Linked DNA regions of Homo sapiens: region 1 is linked to region 2. A link is an interaction called in ENCODE POLR2A ChIA-PET data of the cell type or tissue named here. Cell type or tissue: Panc1. All regions are shown on one strand. Each heading gives the region's core, and the rest is flanking DNA. Links, peaks and the distances in the headings are about the cores only.

Region 1 (4,375 bases), core at 1-4,000, 88 kb after region 2:
AGAATGGGTGGTGGTGCCACTTTGCAGTGTTTCCCAAGTGGGAGGAGTTGGTGGCCACATGGTTTAGTAGGATGGGGAGGATTACACCGAGACTTCAAGTTGCATTTCCTTGAACTATGTATGGATTACATCAGGCTTTTTTTTAGACAGGGTCTTACACTGACCCAAGCCGGAGTACAGTGGCGCAATCTTGGCTCACTGCAGCCTCCACCACCGCTATTCAAGCTGGGACTACAGGCACATGCCACCACACCCAGCTAATTTTTGTAGAGACATGGTCTCACCATGTTGTCCAGGCTGTCTTGAACTCCTGAGCTCAAGCAGTCCACCTGACTCAGCCTCCTAAGTGCTGAGATTACAGGCGTGAGTTACTGCGCCCAGATGCTTTCTTCTTTCTCAGATTATCAAAGAAATATATGTTCCTCACTGTAGGAATTTTGAAAAGGAATTCCGCAGAAACCACCTGCAACCTCAAATTATATCCACCATTAAAATATTGGCATATTTTCCCCAAAATGGTTCTATTTTAAATGGAAACCAAAATATTCCTATGTATCATTTCTTGTTGACTCCAAAAAATGTACTTTTAATGATTTTATTTATTTATTTATTTATTGAGACTGGATCTTGCTCTGTTGCCCAGGCTGAAATGCAATGGCATGATCTTGGCTCACTGCAGCCTCAACCTCCCGGGCTCAAACAGTCCTCCTCCCTTAGCCTCCCAAAAAGCTGGGACTACAGGTGTGAGCCACTGCACCTGGCTAATTTTGTTCATTTTTTTGTAGAGACAGGGTCTCCCTATGTTGCCCAGACAGGTCTTAAACTCCTGGACTCAAGTGATCCTCCTGCCTCTGCCTCCCAAGATGCTGGGATTATAGACATGAGCCACCTTGCTCCGCCCTTTTAAGAATTTTAAATTGACTCAACTCTTTATCAAGTTGCATTGAAAAGATAATATGAATTAAACATATGTGAACTGGCCCCAGTACATTTTCACACTGGTAGTGCAATGCAGAAGTGAAGCCTTTTAACTTTGACTTAACCTTTAAAAAAGGTACCTACTGATAGAATAAGCTAAAAGTTGCAAATCGTTGAAGTATGTCCACTGGGTCCCAAAACTGGAAGTTCACTGAGGCCTGTCTTCCTGGCCAGGTGTCACAGGGAATCCTGTACTCTGGCCCAGGGCTATTCTATCTTTTCTGTTTTTTTTTTTATATGTATAATTGCATAATGCTCTATTTTGATTGTCTGCCTTGTACAATTTGTATGTATGCATGTATCTTTTGTCCTGAGTTAGACTATGACTCAGGGTTTCTCAACCTTGATTATTTTGGACAACATAATTCTTTTTTTTGTGGGTGTTGGGGGGCGGTGGTGGCAGAGAGCAGAGTCTCACTCTTGTTCAGACTGGAGTGCCATGGCGTGATCTTGGCTCACTGTGACCTCTGCCTCCCAGTAGCTGGGTAACCTCCTGAGTAGCTGGGATTACAGGCATGCACCACCACACATGGCTAATTTTTGTATTTTTTGTAGAGACGGGGTTTTGCTGTGTTGCCCAGGCTTGTATCGAACTCCTGGCCTCAAGTGATCCACCCGCTTCGGTTTCCCAAAGTGCTGGGATTATAGGCATGAGCCACTGTGCCTGCCCTCACATAATTACCTTTGGGGAAGCTGTCCTGTTCATTTCAGAATGTTTAGCAGCATTTCTGGCCCCTGCCTACTAAGTTCCACTGGCTCGTCTCCCACCAAGTCATGGTGGGACAATCAAAAATGTCTCCAGATGTTACAGAATAACTCCTAGGAAGGGAGTGAATCCCTGCTAAATCCTCCCCACAATTGAGAACCACATTTATAGCTCCTCAAGGTTAGAAGCCATGTCATATAAATTCCTGTGTTTCCTGCCTAGCACATAGTAAGCATTTTTATTGTCCAAACAATATCATTGCTTCATGAAAATAATAGCTTTTTTTTTTTTTTTTGAGACCGACTTTCGCTCTTGTTTCCCGGGCTGGAGTGCAATGGCACGATCTTGGCTCACCGCAACCTCCGCCTCCTGCGTTCAAGCGGTTCTTCTGCCTCAGCCTCCCGAGTAGCTGAGATTACAGGCATGTGCCACCATGCCCAGCTAATTTTTTTGTGTTTTTAGTAGAGACGCGGTTTCTCCATGTTGGTCAGGCTGGTCTCGAACTCCTGACCTCAGGTGATCCACCTGCCTCGGCCTCCCAAAGTGCTGGGATTACAGGCGTGAGCCACTGCACACGGCCCTTTTTTTTTTTTTTTTTTTTTTTTTGAGACAGCATCTTGCTCTGTCACCCAGGCTGGAGTGCAGTGATGTGATCCCACTGTAGCCTTGAACTTCCCGCTTAAGTGATCCTCCCACCTCAGCCTCCTCAGTAGCTGGGACTACAGGTGTGTGCCACCACACCTGGCTAATTTTTGGGGTGTGTTGGGGGGTATTTTTTGTAGAAATGGGGTTTTGTCATGTTGCCCGGGCTGGTCTCAAACTCCTGGGCTTAAGTGAACCTCCCACCTCCCAAAGTGCTAGTATTATAGGTATGAGCCACTGCACCCAGCCTGATGTTTTTAAAACACTTACTCTTTGTATTGTTCAAGGCTCTTTACATATAGTAACTCATTTAATCCTCCCAGCAACCCTCCAAAATAGGTACTCCTATTGTGCCTTTTTTACAGTCAAGAAACTAAGGCTTGGCCAGGTGCGGTGGCTCATGCCTGTAATCCCAGCACTTTGGGAGGCCGAGGCGGCGAGGCGGGTGGATCATGAGGTCAGGAGTTCAAGACCAGCCTGGCCAAGACGATGAAACCCCGTCTCTACGAGAAAATACAAAAAAATTAGCCGGGCATGGTGGTGGACACCTGTAATCCCAGCTACTCGGGAGGCTGAGGCAGGAGAATTGCTTGAACCAAGGAGGTGGAGGTTGCAGTGAGCCAAGATCGCGCCACTGCACTCCAGCCTGGGCGACAGAACGAGACTCCCTCTCAAAAAAAAGACAAAAAACGAAAAAGGAAACTAAGGCTCAAAGAGTTTAGGTTAGTTGCTTAAGGTCACCCAGCTGAGAGAAGTGACACCTGGGATCTGAATACTACTAGCCCAGGTAGTCTGGCTACAGATTCTGGGCTGTCAACCATTTTGCTGTATACTGCTTCTAAATACAAAGAAAAGAATTAACTCATGACAGTGCTTTCAAAAAGCCTCATGTTATCCATCTGCCCACAAAATTTGCATAGACAAACATATGGTAAAAATAAAATTTCCTGGCCAGGCACAGTGGCTCACGCCTGTAATCCTAGCACTTTGGGAGGCTGAGGCGGGTGGATCACCTGAGGTCGGGAATTCAAGACCATCCTGACCAACATGGAAAAACCCCGACTCTATTAAAAATACAAAATTAGCTGGGCATGGTGTTGCATGCCTGTAATCCCAGCTACTTGGGAGGCTGAGGCAGAAAAATCGCTTGAACCTGGGAGGTGGAGGTTGTGGTGACCCAAGATTGCGCCATTGCTTCCAGCCTGGGCAACAAGAGTGAAACTCCATCTCAAAAAAAATAAAAAATAAAAATAAATAAATAAAATTTCCTATTCTGCCACAAAACATGATACAGTATAGCAAAGCATGTTGCTGTGTTGCTGAAATTTTCTAAGTTTGAATGGCTGCATCCTAGTCTATCAAGAGGATAAACAATAAACTAATGTAACCAGTCCCTTGTTATTGGGCATATGGGTTGTTGCTGATATTTATTTGAAACATAACTGTTTTTGAAATATAATTTACATGCAGAAAGTGCACCAATTTTAAGAGTACAGTTTGGTAAGTTTTGACAGATGTATAAACCTGTGCTACCACTACCACAGTCAAGATACTGACCATCGGATCACCTTTGTTCCTTTCTGTGGTAATGTGCTGGAGCTAGCTAGTACCAGCTCAGGAGAGCCAAATATGTACATCTCTTCCCAAATCTACATTAGTAACATCGTATTAGTAGCTCAAAGTTGGTCATGGTGGGAGTATTTACACCACAGAAAACAGTAAGTACCACAAATCCAGGCTTTTTCTTTCTTTCTTTTTTTGGGAACCAATTTACCAGCACCATGACTTACACTCCTTTGCAATCAACCTCCTACATCCTACAGCCACAGTCTACTTGTGGACATTATTTTATTTTGTGTTCTCTAGAATTTTATGTAAGTAAAATCGTGCCATATGTACTCTTTGGTGCTTCTTTTGCTCCGTGTGTTTTTGAAATGAAGCACATTGTTATGCATAGCAGTAGTTCATCCCTTTTCATCGTTTTCCATTGCATGGATGTACCACACATTTATTCATTCATCTGGTGATGGACATTTGGGTTGCTTCCAT
Region 2 (4,391 bases), core at 106-4,105:
ACCTGATGGACAACAGGAAATGTTCCTTAAAGCGCACTGCATCAGCAGCAGCCAGGGGTTTGCAGGGCCCTGAGCTGGGCCTGGCAGGGCCCACAAAAGCTCCCCTACCCTGCATGGCAGTCATGGGCACTGGAAGTAGCATTGGGCTGCCAGTGCTGAGAGTCCCAGGTCTGGCTCTGCCTGCCAGGTATATGTGACCCAGGCAAGTCATTTTCCTTGCCTGAAAGTCAACCTCACGTGCCTCATCCATAGACTGGGGGAAATAAACAGATCTACTTTTCAGGGGGGCTGCAAGCCTTACATGAGAGGGTGTACGTGTGCAGCACTTTCCAATCTATTATTATACCTGGATGGAAAAGCTGCTTTGAACAGATTCAGAGCCGGCTGACAGGAAGGAAACCCACCACATGCTCTGAAGGGCTGCCTCGGAGATAGGACGATGGAGGCTTTTCTTTCTCCATTTTCCTTTTATGTTAACTAATGTATTAGACTCCTTTTATGATGAAAACTATCCGTTTCCCCCCCCCCAATTGAAAATAGCATCATTGGGAGTTTTCCTGTGTATAAAGATGAAACATACTTATATAGGAAATTTAAGCAGCACAGAAAAGTAAAAACAAGACTGTATAAATCACCCCAAATTCCACCCCCTAAAGCCAAACAGGATTAACATTTCAGTGAACACCCTCTGAGACCTCACTCCTTATATACTCTCTGTCTCTGTCTTTTGCACACATGCACAAATATATAATTTATATAAACACTACACATGCTGCTTTATAATGTGTACTTTTTTTTCACTCCACAAGGTGTCATGGAATATTTTGCATATCAGTATATAGATAAAGATTTACATTTTTAAGAGTACTTTGAAAAATACTTTAATATTTTTGTCATGTTAAAGTTTAACTTCTCCTCTCTCTACCTTCACCCCAGTCCTCCCCAGTTCTCCCCTGGGAACTGGCCCCAGCTCTACATTTCTGTCCCAGCCTGACAGGGCTTCACCCTTAGGGGCCTATGGGGACTCTCTGCTCCCAAATAGAGCTGAACCAAGAGGCAAGTTGGCAGGCAAAGGCAAAGCTGGGGACTCCAGGAGGTGGGCATGACCCAGGGAGGCTTGGGGGAGAGAGAATCAGCACATCTTTTGAGGTTGGAGACCGGATACATGACAGTACCAGAAACACAGGACTGGCCTCCTCCCCAACACCTTACCCACCATTTCTCCGTACCTTAAGGAACAGGGAAGTTTCTGCCTGATGTTCAAAGTGGGGCAGCATTGCTTGGAAGAGAGGGTGACCTTGGGATCCTTCACTACTTTTGGGGAAACATGAGAGCTTTCAGTAAGACCCTCCTGAATGACTGATTCCCTAGGAGATGTGAGACTGTTGAATGCTGACACCCCTTTGGGGGACATTTTTGCTCAGTGCTTGGCTGTTGAAGATCAAATGGAGTCTTGCTCCTCCCTCTCTCTCCCCCTCCTCTTTTCCACATTAATCCTCAGGTCAAGTGATTCATCCCCTTGCCTCTGAACAGGATGACATGAGCTCCCACCCAGCTTTCTGGGGCAGGTGGAATTATGAATCTCAGAATCAGGTGGCCCTGGGGCCATGCCTCTGGAGGAAGAGGAAGGCTGGGGGTGGTCTCTCTAGAACCTGACAGGCTGTTATAGGGTCTTACAGCCTGGTTCCTCAATCCCCGATTTCTCACCCCCTCTCTCCAATTTCTTCCACCCAAAAAAGAAAGTGCTTGTGAAAAGCGGGGGCTGAGTGGCCCTGGTGTCACTGCTGCCAGTCCCGCCCCTCTGCCAGCTTGGGTGAGAATAAGGGCCCTGGCAGTGACACCTTCTCCTCCAGCTGCCACCTCACCCTCCTCCCGGGCCCTGGGGCTGGAAAGGTGGGAGAAGAGGAGTGAGGAGATGAGGCCCCCTGGGATCCCCTCACTTCCCCATGGCTGCTCCTCCCAGCCCTCTCTATCCCATCAATACAGGGAGCATTATGAGGCTGGTCCTGGTGAGACCGGAGTGAAGAAACACAAGATAAGTGTCCAGGAATGAGAGAGACATGGCCTCCAACCAGCATCACATTTTATGAGACACGGTGGATGGTAACTATGCAAAATGGAATAAGACACCAAACTCACACAGTGCATTTGTGGCAGAGCTGAAGCTAGAACCCAGGTCTCTTGACTCCCAGGCCAGTGCTCTTCCCACAAGAATGAGGAAGAATCATACTAACACTGGAAAAGGTTTAGAAAACAGGCCGGGCGTGGTGGCTCATGCCTGTAATCCCAACACTTTGGGATGCCAAGGCCAGCAAATCACTTGAGGCCAGAAGTTCTAGACTACCCTGGCCAACATGACAAAACCCCATCTCTACTAAAAACACAAAAATTAGCTGGGCATGATGGGCGCCTGTAATCCCAGCTACTCAGGAGGCTGAGGCAGGAGAATCACTTGAACCCAGGAGGCAGAGGTTGCAGTGAGCCGAGATCGTGCCGCTGCACTCCAGCCCGGGAGACAGAGCAAGACTCCATCTCAAAACAAAAACAAAAACAAAAATAAAAATTAGCAGGTGTGGTGGCTGGCCCCTGTAATCCCAGCTACTCAGGAGGCTGAGGCAAGAGAATCACTTGACCCCAGGAGGAGGAGGTTGCAGTGAGCTGAGACTGTGCCACTGCACTCCAGCCTGAGTGACAGAGGGAGACTCGGTCTCAAAGAAACAAAAAGAAAAAGAAAAGAAAAGGTTTAGAAAACAGAAAAGAAAATCATGCCTAATCCCACAGCCTAGACACTGGTTCTCTCCACGCTGTTGTCCTCTGCAAACGTTCAGGGCTTCCTTTCAAACTGTTTCCCATGAAGACTCAAAATGAGAGAGGCTCCCCGAAGGTCACACAGCACTTGCTTCACCTGTGGGCTGCAGACTATGCCAGGAAGCCACAACGATGTGGATTTCTGGGACTTGCTTCTAGAGATTCTGAGGCCCAGGCCTGTGGCGGGTCTCTAGAATCTGTATGTTTAAGGACTCCAGGTGATGCGTTGGACTTCAGGGAGTCCATGCACCCCACTCTCAGGCTCCCTCCCATTTTGCTGTCCCATCTCCAAGTCCCATCCTGCGAGTCAGTGTGCCTTGAGCTTGCTGGGTATGCACACTGAGGGCGGTGGAGGAGGTTTCATGCCTGAGGAGGGTGGCTGCAGGCATTGAGATTTCCTTATTGATGCTCTAGGACCAGATGATTCCTCACCCCAGAGTCTACCAGCCACCTGGGTCCTCTCCTGAAAACGTATGGAGTGCTGAGCTCCCTAGGCACCTGGAAGGCTCTTGGATGGGTTTGGTGGGGCAGCTGGGGAGGAGCGGCTATTACTGGAAACTGTTTTTTTGTTTTGTTTTGTTTTGTTTTGTTTTTTGAGACAGAGTCACTTGCTCTGTCACCCAGGCTGGAGTGCAGTGGTGCGATCTCAGCTCACTGCAACCTCCACCTCCCGGGTTCAAGCAATTCTCCTGCCTCAGCCTCCCGTGGTGGGTGGGACTAGAGGCACATGCCACCACGACCGGCTAATTTTTTGTATTTTTAGTAGAGATGGGGTTTCACCATGTTGGCCAGGCTGGTCTCGATCTCCTGACCTCGTGATCTGCCCGCCTCAGCCTCCCAAAGTGTTGGGATTACAGGCATCAGCCACCACGCCCAGCCTACTGGAAACTGTTAGTGGAGCATGGCATGGCACCAGGACCCAGGATTTCCACCCTCCACCCTGCTGGGCAGAGCCTTAGAGGCTGTGAGAGGGTAGATAGTAAAAGAGAGGGGGCAGCGAGTTGGGGAGAAGGCGTGAAAAGAAAGAGAGAGCAAAGTGAGAGGCTTAGGGTGCATTTCTGAAAGAAAGATTTAGACCCAGAGAGGGACAGGGACCACAAAGTCAGGGACCCAGATCGTGACTCAGTGGGAAAGTCTCAGGCTGGGCCTGCGAGAGGGGCATGAAAGAAAGGAGACAGACAGAGATGGGCCAATGGGAGGAAAGTCTGCAGAGGCAGAGAGGCCTGGGGGTGCTGGAGCTGGGGCAGAGAGAAATGGGGTGGGGAGACTTAGTTGGGTGGCTGGGTTGGAACCTCAATCCCAACCCTTACTGGCTGTGCTACCTATTAAAGTATCTTAACCTCTCTGGGTTTTTTTTGTCAGTAAATGGAGCTATCAGACCTCTGCCAGGACTGACTGGGTCTGTCATGTGAAGGTTGAGGGATGCTGTCCTAAGGCTGAAACAAAACAGAGGCATAAACTGTGCTAAGCCCTCTTTCCTCTACTCCCAGCCACTTACACCTGCCCTTTCCTCCCTCTGGCTTAGTGGCTCATCCACAAAGTGTCCTTCAGGTCCATCCTCAGCCTCCACTCAGGGCCTGGGG

Evidence for each region. Peaks named below come from ENCODE experiments on the same cell type or tissue, not always from the same donor. Only the 100,000 strongest peaks of a DNase experiment are listed, where the experiment ranks them.
Region 1: POLR2A ChIA-PET joins it to region 2 with 7 read pairs; 16 of 35 experiments call an interaction of 5 or more read pairs at or near these places.

What each region holds. Positions count from the first base shown.
Region 1 is chr17:47,640,259-47,644,633 of GRCh38, reverse strand. All of the region lies in intron 1 of KPNB1-DT (KPNB1 divergent transcript), which reads left to right. Among named protein-coding and RNA genes, the nearest start is that of KPNB1-DT, 7.0 kb to the left of the region's middle. In Panc1, for the core only: no CTCF peak of the experiment used is centred there; no DNase peak of the experiment used is centred there.
Region 2 is chr17:47,728,286-47,732,676 of GRCh38, reverse strand. No RefSeq gene overlaps it. Among named protein-coding and RNA genes, the nearest start is that of TBX21, 2.8 kb to the left of the region's middle. RefSeq lists a promoter at 1-1,433. In Panc1, for the core only: no CTCF peak of the experiment used is centred there; no DNase peak of the experiment used is centred there; H3K27me3 peaks cover 810 bases.